Regions from separate parts of the Homo sapiens genome. Here region 1 is linked to region 2. The links are chromatin contacts, found by Hi-C or POLR2A ChIA-PET in ENCODE. All regions are on one chromosome and are shown on one strand. Each heading gives the region's core, a stretch centred on a gene start or an enhancer-like site at or near the end of the contact. The rest is flanking DNA. Distances are from core to core; before and after follow the strand shown.

Evidence for each region. Hi-C counts contacts between places; a loop is a spot of excess contacts on that map. ChIA-PET counts read pairs that join two places held with the same protein, here RNA polymerase II (POLR2A). Pooled maps may share reads with other maps.
Region 1: a loop to region 2 is called in a map of CD14-positive monocyte, with 3 times the contacts of the local background. The contact joins two enhancer-like sites. A Hi-C loop is called at or near these places in 13 of 168 maps with a recorded cell type or tissue (CD14-positive monocyte, CD8-positive, alpha-beta T cell, GM12878 and 9 more), 30 of 37 single-sample maps with no recorded cell type and 19 of 50 pooled maps. POLR2A ChIA-PET finds 5 or more read pairs at or near these places in 4 of 52 experiments (H1, K562, WTC11 and 1 more).

What each region holds. Positions count from the first base shown.
Region 1 is chr9:68,979,857-68,985,046 of GRCh38, forward strand. The region is part of intron 14 of PIP5K1B (phosphatidylinositol-4-phosphate 5-kinase type 1 beta); the gene reads left to right. Among named protein-coding and RNA genes, the nearest start is that of PRKACG, 32 kb to the right of the region's middle. Within about 2 kb of position 2,160, at least 4 of the 41 ENCODE cell types and tissues checked have a DNase peak (open chromatin) inside an H3K27ac peak, as active enhancers do; they include GM12878, where a contact is called at or near this core.
Region 2 is chr9:68,843,895-68,849,446 of GRCh38, forward strand. The region is part of intron 4 of PIP5K1B (phosphatidylinositol-4-phosphate 5-kinase type 1 beta); the gene reads left to right. Among named protein-coding and RNA genes, the nearest start is that of PABIR1, 67 kb to the left of the region's middle. RefSeq lists an enhancer at 3,923-4,102. Within about 2 kb of position 1,282, at least 7 of the 41 ENCODE cell types and tissues checked have a DNase peak (open chromatin) inside an H3K27ac peak, as active enhancers do; they include GM12878, where a contact is called at or near this core.

The DNA of each region.
Region 1 (5,190 bases), core at 910-3,409, 140 kb after region 2:
TAGCAAAAGTGGGAGAGTGGGGAAGAGCAGCAGCCATGCTCAGGGCTGAAAGTGAGAAAGGCAGAAACAAGCAGATCTCTGAAAGCCTCCTGTATGGTGGCAGGCGGCTAAGCATTCTGGGTGCAGTGACTGTGGTCAAAGCTTTTCTACTTCCCTGGGTCCGTGTTGGGGGGTTTTGTAGATGTGTCCACACACTCAGCCAAGGGCTGAGCATGAAGGAGCCGCTCTGTCCTGGCAGGAGCATGAGATGTGCCACACGCTGATACTGTCCAGGCTGCAGCAGGAGCGCTAGTGCTAGTGCTTGAGAATTTCCACACCCTGTAGTATCCTCACCCACTCCCTGCCCCAACCAAAGGTGAGCTTTTTCCCAGTGGGGCACAAGGTGTTGGTTTGACCATCACTTCAGAAGCGCCTGGGTCACGCTGGAATGGGCTTGCCCTTAAGCAGAGTGTGGCTCTGGTACTAAACAAGTCTTTGCAGCCATTAAGTGAGACCAGGCTGTATTTGTGGGTGTTCTCTGCAGGTAGAGCTTTCCTGTCTACATTTGTTATCAGTTAATGTTCTGGTAGCTAAACTAAGAGCAGAAAAGGAATTCTTTCCAAGGTCTTACGATAAATCTGTCTATGCAAGCAGACCTCATCAAAGCCCCATGAAAACAGGCAGAGTCTCAGAGGTAAGAGTCCTGTTGATACTCCTGTTTGCTTATCCCAAAGAGCTTTACCCTCTCTTGGCCTTTCTTTCTCTTGTACTATCCAAACTGATCCTCTTGCTGGCCTTGTGAGATGGGCTGGGCATCTTTCCCACCCACAGATGAGGAACCAGGAGCTCAGTGTCATAACTTGCCCAGCATTGTAACCAGTAATCAGAGACGCAGAGCTTGTATCAAGGCCTCTGCCCTTCGCCTGGATATTCTCTGAGGTTTCTTCCCCACATGACAGTTTCTGAAGGGCAAAAACCTCCTAACATGAAGCAGCCTAAAATGTGGCATGAATTTAAGCAAACTTAGGGGGCAAAAAAAAGACTCCATTTAACTTTGATTTGGGAAACATTTTTCTTTGCATGACCCAGCAATTATGACTCTGAACCCAGAGAGGGAAATATAACCCTAACTCACTGTTGGCCAGGCAGTATACAATATTTATATAGTCACAATACTATAAACTCTATGTGTCAATTTTCTAATTTTAGAGCCAATCTGTGGACAAAGAGGGAGCAATTTTGTTATAGCTGCAAGATAGGATATAAATATGAACAGCCCTGACAAAGTAGAGATAAAAGTTGTTCGGTGTTTTTTAAGTGTGTCTAATATAAAGTGAGAGGGGAAAGCAGGGACAAAGATGAAATAATGTGGGGAGTTAAAGGATACGGTGTGTGGTTGATGGAATAAAAAAGCTCACTAGGTATGTTATTTACAGTTACAAAATAAAATATAAATAGCAAATGTTGGAAGAAGACACAGGGTAGAAGAGGGTAAATGTCCCTCATAGTGAATCAATGGATGCTACCTTAGGTTAAGAATCTTTTAACCCCTGATTCATCAAAAGACATGAAGGGAATCGCCAGAAAATATTAAAAGAGAAATCCCAAAAAGGGCTGCTGCCCCTAGGGAATGGCGGAGGGTGGGGGTGGGGAGGGCAGGAGGTTGTTGCTTTTCATCAGAAGTCATCTGTGTTGTGTGCTTTATTATGATGTTTATTACTTCGATTAAAACAAATTGAGGCAGTGAGAGAATGACTTTTAAAAGACAAAAACTGTGGATAGTACCATATGTTCCCTCAACAAATGCTCTCATGAGAATTAGCTATAAAACACTCATTAGGTCTGCAAACAGAAATCAGAGTGTTCCAGGCTATAAAATTATCAATGACTGTTTTCAGCAGTCCAGCCAGGCTAATGCTCTCCAATGAAGCCAAACTAATGTTGCTGATAACCAAAAGAATCTTTTTTTTTTTTTCTGTAAATGACAGAGGCCTGTGTGGCATCAGGGTGCCATTAACGTTTTCTCCTAGAGAGACAGCCAGGAAGAAAAATCGCTCCTCCTGTACTGCTCTCACCTGTGAGAAGTTTATGACTTGTTCGGAGAGCAGAGCACAGAGCCCGGGAAGAGTACTGGCAGTTTCTGTGTTTTTACAAGGGAAGAACATAGCTGAGTAGATTAACAGTTTCCTGTGTGGCTTGTTGCAAATTACATGCAATTAGCCCTCAGACAGCCTGAATCGAGAGAATTGTGGCAAAACTTGATGGTGCAGAACCTAGGCAGGCAGCCAGACTCCTAAACCCAGTCACGTAAATTTGCTGCTGTAACTGGATCTTCCCAAGCCACAAGTCTGAGAAATGGTGGGCACTCTGACCTGACCACTAGATTTTCAGGATATTCCTCCTAAGAGAGGTATCCTTGCTTCTAAGTGACCCCTAAAACAGAACCTAGGAAACTCTCAGCCAGATAAATTAGAAATTGATTCTAAATAGGCTTGTGCCCAGGAAATCAACAATGCAGTAAAAATATCAGGACAAAAGCAAGAATACTTCCCAAAGTCAGAACTGAGGAGCAATGAATATTAAATTGATCAATGGCATAGACATTTAAATGAAAATCCTTTTTTTAAATGTATATTACTGGCCAGGCACGGTGGCTCACGCCTGTAATCCCAGCACTCTGGGAGGCTGAGGTGGGTGGATCGCCCAAGGCCAGGAGTTCAAGACCAGCCTGGCCAACATGGTGAAACCCCATCTCTACTAAAAATACAAAAAAAAAAGTAGTTGGGCATGGTGGTGCGCACCTGTAGTCCCAGCTACTTGAGAGGCTGAAGCAGGAGAATCGCTTAAGCCCGGGAGGTGGAGGTTGCAGTGAGCCAAGATTGCACCACTGCACTCAAGCCTGGGTGACAGCGAGACTCCATCTCAAAAAAAAAAAAATTATATTACCTTTACTGCTTGGGGCATCTTCAAGAGAAGACTTTGCTGTAGACTATGGATGCATTTATTTGAATTAGATGACTTATTCTTGCGTTATCTCCTTACTCTTTTGATAATTACATTTCATTATTTTTTAAGCCACAATGGACATGCACATACATACTCCTGCATACAGTTTATAGGTTCTTGAGCCTAGGTAAGACTTTATGTCCTATGTGAAACATTTCTTGATTAGGAAAGTTACACCTTTCTCTTCAGTAGTGCATATAACCTTTACTAATCTCTCTTTGCTAAAAATAATGTGACAGTGTTAAACTGAAATATTTTTAGTATCTGTTTTGGCTGAGGCCCAAAACAAAAGTAAATGTGAGACTATAGCACTTGCAAAGGTCAAAACTGGTTTTTGAATGGCAGAAAATCAGCTCTACAGCCCTCAGCTGACTACCCACCTCCAGCCTTTAAAAGAGGTTATTGAGGCCAAGAAAAGAGTGGCAGTTAGAATGTGATCTTTAGAGAGAACTGTTGATCAGAGGTGTCTGTCCCCACCCAGGGACACTTGGGAGGGCTTGATAAGTGTCCTGTGGAGGATGTGGCTCATGCCTGAGATCCTATGATGGCAGAGCAAGGAGAGTTTGCTGTTTGGAGTTGGCTTCTGCTACTCACTTCCTATCTTTTTTCTGTGTGTGTGTTTTTTTTTTCTCCTTAGCACTTTTGACCAACATAATACATATTTTAAATACTTATCTCATTGTCTGTCTTCTTTAATACTATGTAAGTTCCATCAGGCACAGACTTTTAAAATTTGATCTCTGTATTCTAGGTGCTAGAATCCATTCTAGGTGCAGTGTGCATACATGGATACTCAATAACTATTTGCAGCTGGGAGCAGTAGTAGCTCATGCCTGTAATGGCAGTGCATTACAGGCCTGTGTGGCTTGTTGCAAATTGTGTGCAATTAGCCCTCAGACAGTCTGAATCGAGAGAACTGTGGCAAAACTTAATGGTGCAGCACATCGGCAGGCAGCCAGACTCTTAAACTCTTGGCCTTTGGGATGATAACTTGAGCCCAGGAGTTTGACACCAGCCTTGGCAATATAGGGAGACCTCATCTCTACCAAAAAAATTTTAAAAAGAAACACCAGGCATGGTGGCACATGCCTTTAGTCCCAGCTACTTGGGGGCTGAGGCAGGAGGATCATTTGAGCTCAGGAGTCCAAGGCTGCAGCAAGCCAAGATTGCAACACTGCACTCCAGCCTGGATGACAGAGCAATACCCTGTCTCTAAAAAATACAAATTAAATAACTAAATATTTGCATCCTACATTCATTACCACAAATCACTCCAACAACCCTACTCGTTCTGTATTATTATTCTCATTTTACATATGGGAAACTGGAGCTCTTACTCAGAAGGGTTAAGAAACTTACCCAGTATCACATACAACTAAGTCCAAGAGCCAGAATTGAAAGTCAGATTCATCTGATTCCAAAGCTTATGCTCTGCCTGTTAATGCTTTCTCAGCTCAGGTGCCTGTTTCCTGAAAATGTATTCTCATCCTTTTTTGGGTGCTAGGTAGTATCTAATCTAAGATTTTTAGGCAAGTAACATGCCATTCTGTGCTGTGGTCTCACTTGGTAGATCCTGCATAATGAGGATAACAAATAGAAAGATTAATTAATTGGTTATGTAGCTTACACTCAATACCAAGACAATAATAATTTCAGATTATTCAGAATACATTTAATGGTACTTTACTGTATAAATGCCTGATTATTCATTTAGGGCTGTATATTCTCCCAAATTCTTTTATATGTATAATTTGGTTTAAATATTAAATTGTTGGAAGCTTAAGTAGCATTATTTTCATTGTTCAATCTTAATATCCATTGTTTTAAATATGTTGTTTTAGAAAGCATATTTTGCTTACTTTTCCTCAAAACTTTCTGTTCATTGTTACTCTTCCCAAAAGAACAAAGATCTCCACAGCTAACACCAAACATCATATACCATATTTGTTTTTGTGGGTATTCTGTAATTATTTTCAAGCTCCTAGGCACATTTGCGTACACTACTTTTGTTTCTGCAATGACAAATTTCTAAAATGTTAGCAGCAATGACTGTAAAAAAGGGTAGTTAATTGGAAAAGAGTTCAGATCCTAACTCTGTTTAGGGACCATGTAACCCAGGCAAGCCGCTGCACCTCCCTGGGCCTCATCCTGGAAGTAGAGATGTTGGGCAGACACATGGGGAGGGATTGCGTGTATGAGTGTAAC
Region 2 (5,552 bases), core at 32-2,531:
CCCTGCCAACATGGGCCTGGGAAGAGGGGAAGCTGGATGTGTGGCTCAGGAGACAGGCAGAGGTTGTTAGAGGAAGCACAGAATACTGGAGGTGAAGATAAAGTCAGTAGTTGGCCAGGCCTTTTGTGCAACGGACTCAAGAAACATGTAAGAGAACAAAACATTTTTAGACTGATAACTGATTACTTGTGTACATCTTGAAAGTTGGCTGCTGCAGGGCCTAAACAAGAGAGAGGCCTTACAGTAGGGGTTATGTGTCCATAGGCTCATGGAAGCTTGGCATTGAGATGATCTTCATTCATTCAATATCATCTACTCAGTCATTCAGCCAACACTGAGTTAAGCTCTGAGCAAGGCATTGTAGTTAGATGGCAGATAGGTTAGCGTTGTTGGAAAGAGTGTGGGGTCAGAGGTCTGGGCTGCAGAAACCCACCACAGTTTCCTCTAATCATGCCTGGGAAGGGGGAACCAAGGGGGAAGGAAGCAGCCCTCTATTGAGCAATCAACTATGCATCGGGCACTTCCACTTGTGTTGTAGCAGCAGGAGCCAATAATCGTGCATTTGGGACTGGGCCACTAGAAGACTGGCTTGTTGGGATCAAGTCAAGGGGTTCTTGGAAACCTGCTGAGAACAGGCCCATCACCTGACAGCCCAGAAAGATGTCCGAGTCTGGTGGCCAGATCCAATGGGGGAGATCCAGTGGGGGAGATCCAATGGGGGAGATCTAATGGGGGAGAGCCAAAGGTGTTTGTTGGTAGCTCTGACACCAACTTTTATGACCTGGGCAACAACCAAAACAATTTAATAACGCTCTCTCAGAGTTCAAGAGAAAAGGACTAAACAGAAATAAGCAGCAGCCCAGCCTCTACCCAGCTGGTACTCCTGGAAATTGCACATGGGTGAAGCAAGGCTGCTTCCTCCTGCTCCACTTGTGAGAAAAATGACTGCCTGTTCTCCTTTCTCAGTATCGGTCTCTAAGAGTTGTAATCCAAAGAAGGCAAAATACAATTACTTTCTGTTGCATTTTTAGAGCAGCAACTGTAAGTGGGAGGGAAAAAAAAACAGACATCTAGAAAATGGTGGAATGAAATATGTTAAATCATACAAAACAAGTGGCTTCCAGTGACCACCTATACTGAAAAATAAATGAAATCAGAAAGTCGTATATCGTGTAGAATTTTAGAGGAGGAAGAAATTTTGGCAATTCTCTAAGCCAGCTGCCTTCATTTTCTAGAGGAGGAAAGTGAGCCCCCGTGCTATAATGAAGCTGTCTCAGAGTCTCACAGCCCCCTGGTGGCAGAAGGAGCCTGAAACTGATTGTGCTGCGTGTTGGTGATCCCAAATGTCTGTCCATGTTTGTAAATTAATATGGTGGGGCTTATGAAATCAGGACCACAGTCATTGTCTGTGAATACTTCTCTTTTTCTACCTTTGGTCAAAAAGTTGGTTGGTAGAAGAAGAGCTAGAAGCCTAGAGCCAGAGCCGTGGAGCCGTGGGGGTTCTCTTTCATCCTATCTGCAGCTTGGGTAGCCAGCTGGGTTTTGGAGGAGAGTGCATCTCTTCCGAAGACCTTAGTTGCTTTCCTTGCGGAAGGGCTGATCCTGGCCTCCGGGAACAGGAGAAACATAGTAATTTTAAAGGTTATGAGGAAAGGAGGATAGGGATCCCGAAGGCCAGGGAGGAAAAGCCAGTGAGTTTGGAGCGTGGGAGCTGCAGGCAGGTGGGAGAAGCTGAAGGCCTAACGTGGCTGTTTTATTTGTTTAAATGTACAGGGCTCAGAAATAGAGGATTTTGGAAACTGTATTCCACTGTTCTAAAAGAGAAAGTGTGTAGGGGGGAAAATAGCATCTTGACTACAATGTAATCCTAGATCTTGAAACGTGAGGTTACATGGACAAAAAATGCTTAATCCCAACTTGAAAGTATGCATAATATTCAAAATTATCCCCCACCTTCAGTGCTTTACCCAGGTTATGGAGATTCTTGAAAAACATGTAAATGAACTTTGTGTATGTTAGTCTATGTACACATTTAGGAAGAGTTCCATTTAATAGTCTTTTTGTAAAACATGATCTAGGATTTATCTTTCATATGTACAATCCATCTGAATTTAAGTTTCCTCATCTGTGGGGGTAATATACGGGTTATGGTGAGAAATAAATGTTGCAAATAACTTAATCTTACACAAAATAAGCACTTAACACAATAAAATATATGTGTATTAAAATATCTCAATGGAAGTCATTGCATTAGAGTCTTCAAATACTCAAAACCAGTCTTTTTCTACCCAGGAAACACCTACATTCTAAATTTTAAAGCCCCTTTAGGTAAATACTGATATTAATGTTTCAGATTGTTTTGTTTAAAATTCTCTTGGCATTGTTCTTCTGTGGTTTTCCAGAAATATGGCCAGAACTACAAAGCACATGGTACTGTAAACAATTGCTATGCCAGTCATTTAAAATAACTCAATTATTAAAGGAGGGATGTCTTCACCCCCACTCTTTCAGAAAAGACAGCTTGGCCTCTAAATTCTTATGAATTTAGAGAGAAGCCATTTTCCTCATCCCTTCTTGATGTCATTCCTTAGTCCTTACATCTGCTGGATCTATTCTATAAGGAGTGTTTAGGGCTGGCATATGGAAAAATGATTTGAGATTGGTAAACAGCAAGTCACAGCAAGTGATGCCTCTCACTGTCAGTCTATAAAATCACTGCATCGTCAATTTGAAAGTGTTTTTGTTCTATGTATGATTCCATCTCATTTAGCAACAGTTACCCTGCCCCTTTCTTCCTTCTAAACCTTGGATCCCTGAGCTTTGCTTTTCTATTTCGTAAATGTTATTTATTCCTCTAACATAGATAATGACATCTGTGATATAATACATGTATGTATAATTCCCTATCATCAACCCTTACAGCTTACTATGAAAATTAAGAGGAGGAAGAATTAAACTGGTAGAGATTTGAAAGGAAGAGAAAAACTATTTTGATTTCTTCTAGGCCTGTTTCACTACCATTTATTATAGTCCTCATTATGTCTTTTATATATCAAGAAAAAAACTGCAGGACCAAAATTGAGGCACAAGTGGGAAAAAACATCCAGTGATCCCTACCCCAATAAGAAGCTTCATTTTTATTTTTTTCTTTTTGTTTGGGTAAATGGATAGCAATTAAGTCCTCCTGTCTTATGAAGTCAGAGATTTATCTCTTGAATTAATTAACTGCAGAATAGTGACGAGTGGCCCAGTGAACACTATCAGAGCACTGAGAGATGCTGGTTTATTTCCCCTCCTTAGCTAAATACATTCTTCTTTTTAAAACTGAAGAGGTCAGTTGGTGGGATGAAAAAGAAAGGTTTGCAGTCTCTTGGGATAGGCGGTAAAAGATAACAACCAGATCTTGTATGCCACTGATATTTCCAGAGTATATTAAGTTTCCATGCTGGTTTCCACCTTTTTAAGGGAGTTATAATCATCCCCTCTCATTCCCTAAATCAGCAACAACAGCAGTGGTTTTGTGTGTGTGTGTGTGTGTGTGTGTGTGTGTGTGTGTGTGTGTGTGTGTGTAGGTGGGGATAACATTAGGCCAGAAGGGATGGATGAGAGGGTGGAGGTTGCTGAGGGTTTCTTTGAGGGGAGGTTGGTTGTCCTAATCTTGTTTTACTTAAAGCTGGTAAACAGCCTAGATTCTAATTCCTATTCTAAAGATTCCCAATGTTATAGTGAAACCTTTCCACTTTGGCCCCATATAGGACACCTTTTCAATTAGTGCCCATGTGTCTGTGCACCTGACATGGCAGAGGGCTGTGATATGCCCCTGGAGAACTCTGTAGAGCAGAGGTTTGACTTTGGCCCTGACCCATCTCCACACCTATGGGCAAAGAGTTAACCATGGATTTGCCAGTCAAAGGAGAATGCAAATTAAAAGAGTAGAAGCTGGCTTGGTATTGCTTGGAAACAGGCCCATGTAGCCAATAAACAAGCAGTTGGAGTAGCCACATATTTTAGCTGGGCCTGTGCTAAACTGAAACACAAAACTACAAAGCTGCTATTTCTGTAATTCTATGTGGGGTTATGACATCAGGTATGACAGTTATGAGCATGGACTCAGGGTTAACAGATCTAGGTTCAAGGGCCAGCTTTGCCACCTCCTCACTGTGTAGCCTTGGATAAGCTGATTTGTCTTTCTGGGCCAGTTTCATCTTATGTAAATCAAGAGTAAGTAATTTTGTACAAGGCTTGGACTACAGTAAGTACTCAGGAAAGGCCAGCTAGCTAATAGAATGGTGAAAAGAGCCATGAACATATTCCATTCATTCCCCATCAAAAGAAGAGTGAGTGGAGTTATGGCAAGAAAGGTACTACCGTAATGTGAAAAGATTCCACCTAAAGATACCTGATCATTTCTTACTTCAGGGAAGCCCATCTTACAGGTCCTTTCTGGCCCTACAGTGTAAGACTTTAAAAGACATAGGTAGGCAGGCACAATTGCAGTTTCTCCATATCTTTCTGCCTAGGTGTGTTTCTCAACCCCCACTTCACCCACAAGCTGCTGTTACATGTTCCTCCAAGAGTCCAGCATCCCAGTGAGCCAATTAGGGAACACACTCCTTATTTGTTATTGCAAAAGTATATATTTAATTGTGAATATGGGTGTAAATTCTTCTAAAGGACTATTTTAAATTTTAAATGAAAAAGGCTAGAGAAGTGTAAAATTTTATTATAAAAAGGAATAAACAAGAACCTTATTTGGTAGATGATAAAGAATAGCTATAGTTTCTGCCCTGTGAGAGCATACAATTTTAATAATCAAAACTCTTAAGAGAAGGCATGGAAATTTTATTGTTTTAGAGCTTCCATGGGGACTATTTTACAAATGCAGTTTAACTTTAATTGCTGTAAAATAATTGAACATGACTATTAGTGTATAACCATAAAAAAATGAAAATTATAAAGTTAAGAGCAAATAATACAATTAATACACAAAAAGAGAATCTGTCTCACTAGTGATCAGGAAAATGGAGACTAAAACAACAAGACTGGCAAAAGTTAACAATATTGATGATACTGGTATTGGTAGGAGTATGAGGATAGAATCATTCTTACACAGCACTCTGTTGGTGAGTATGTAAATTGATGAAATCCGTAGAAGACATCTTGGCAGTACCTACCAAAAGTATAAATGTGCATTTTTTTAACTCATCAGTTCTTCTAGGAATCAAAGCTGAAGAAATATTCAAGAAATAAATGTATAGGAGTATATGAACAAGGATATTCATCACCACATTATTTTCTATTAAAGAGAGAGAACAAGAACCCTAGTGTCTATCAATAAGAGAGTAGTTAAAACAATTGTGGTACATACAAGCTATGAAAATCTATGTAACCATTACAAATAATGAGATCTGTATAGATGGAAGCATAGTATTTGGGGGAAAAAAAAGCAAGCTGAAACAAAGTATGAATAGTACAGTCTCATTTTAATTTTATTTTTATTTTTGAGATAGGGTCTCCCTCTGTCAACCCAGGCTGAAGTGCAGCGGTACGAT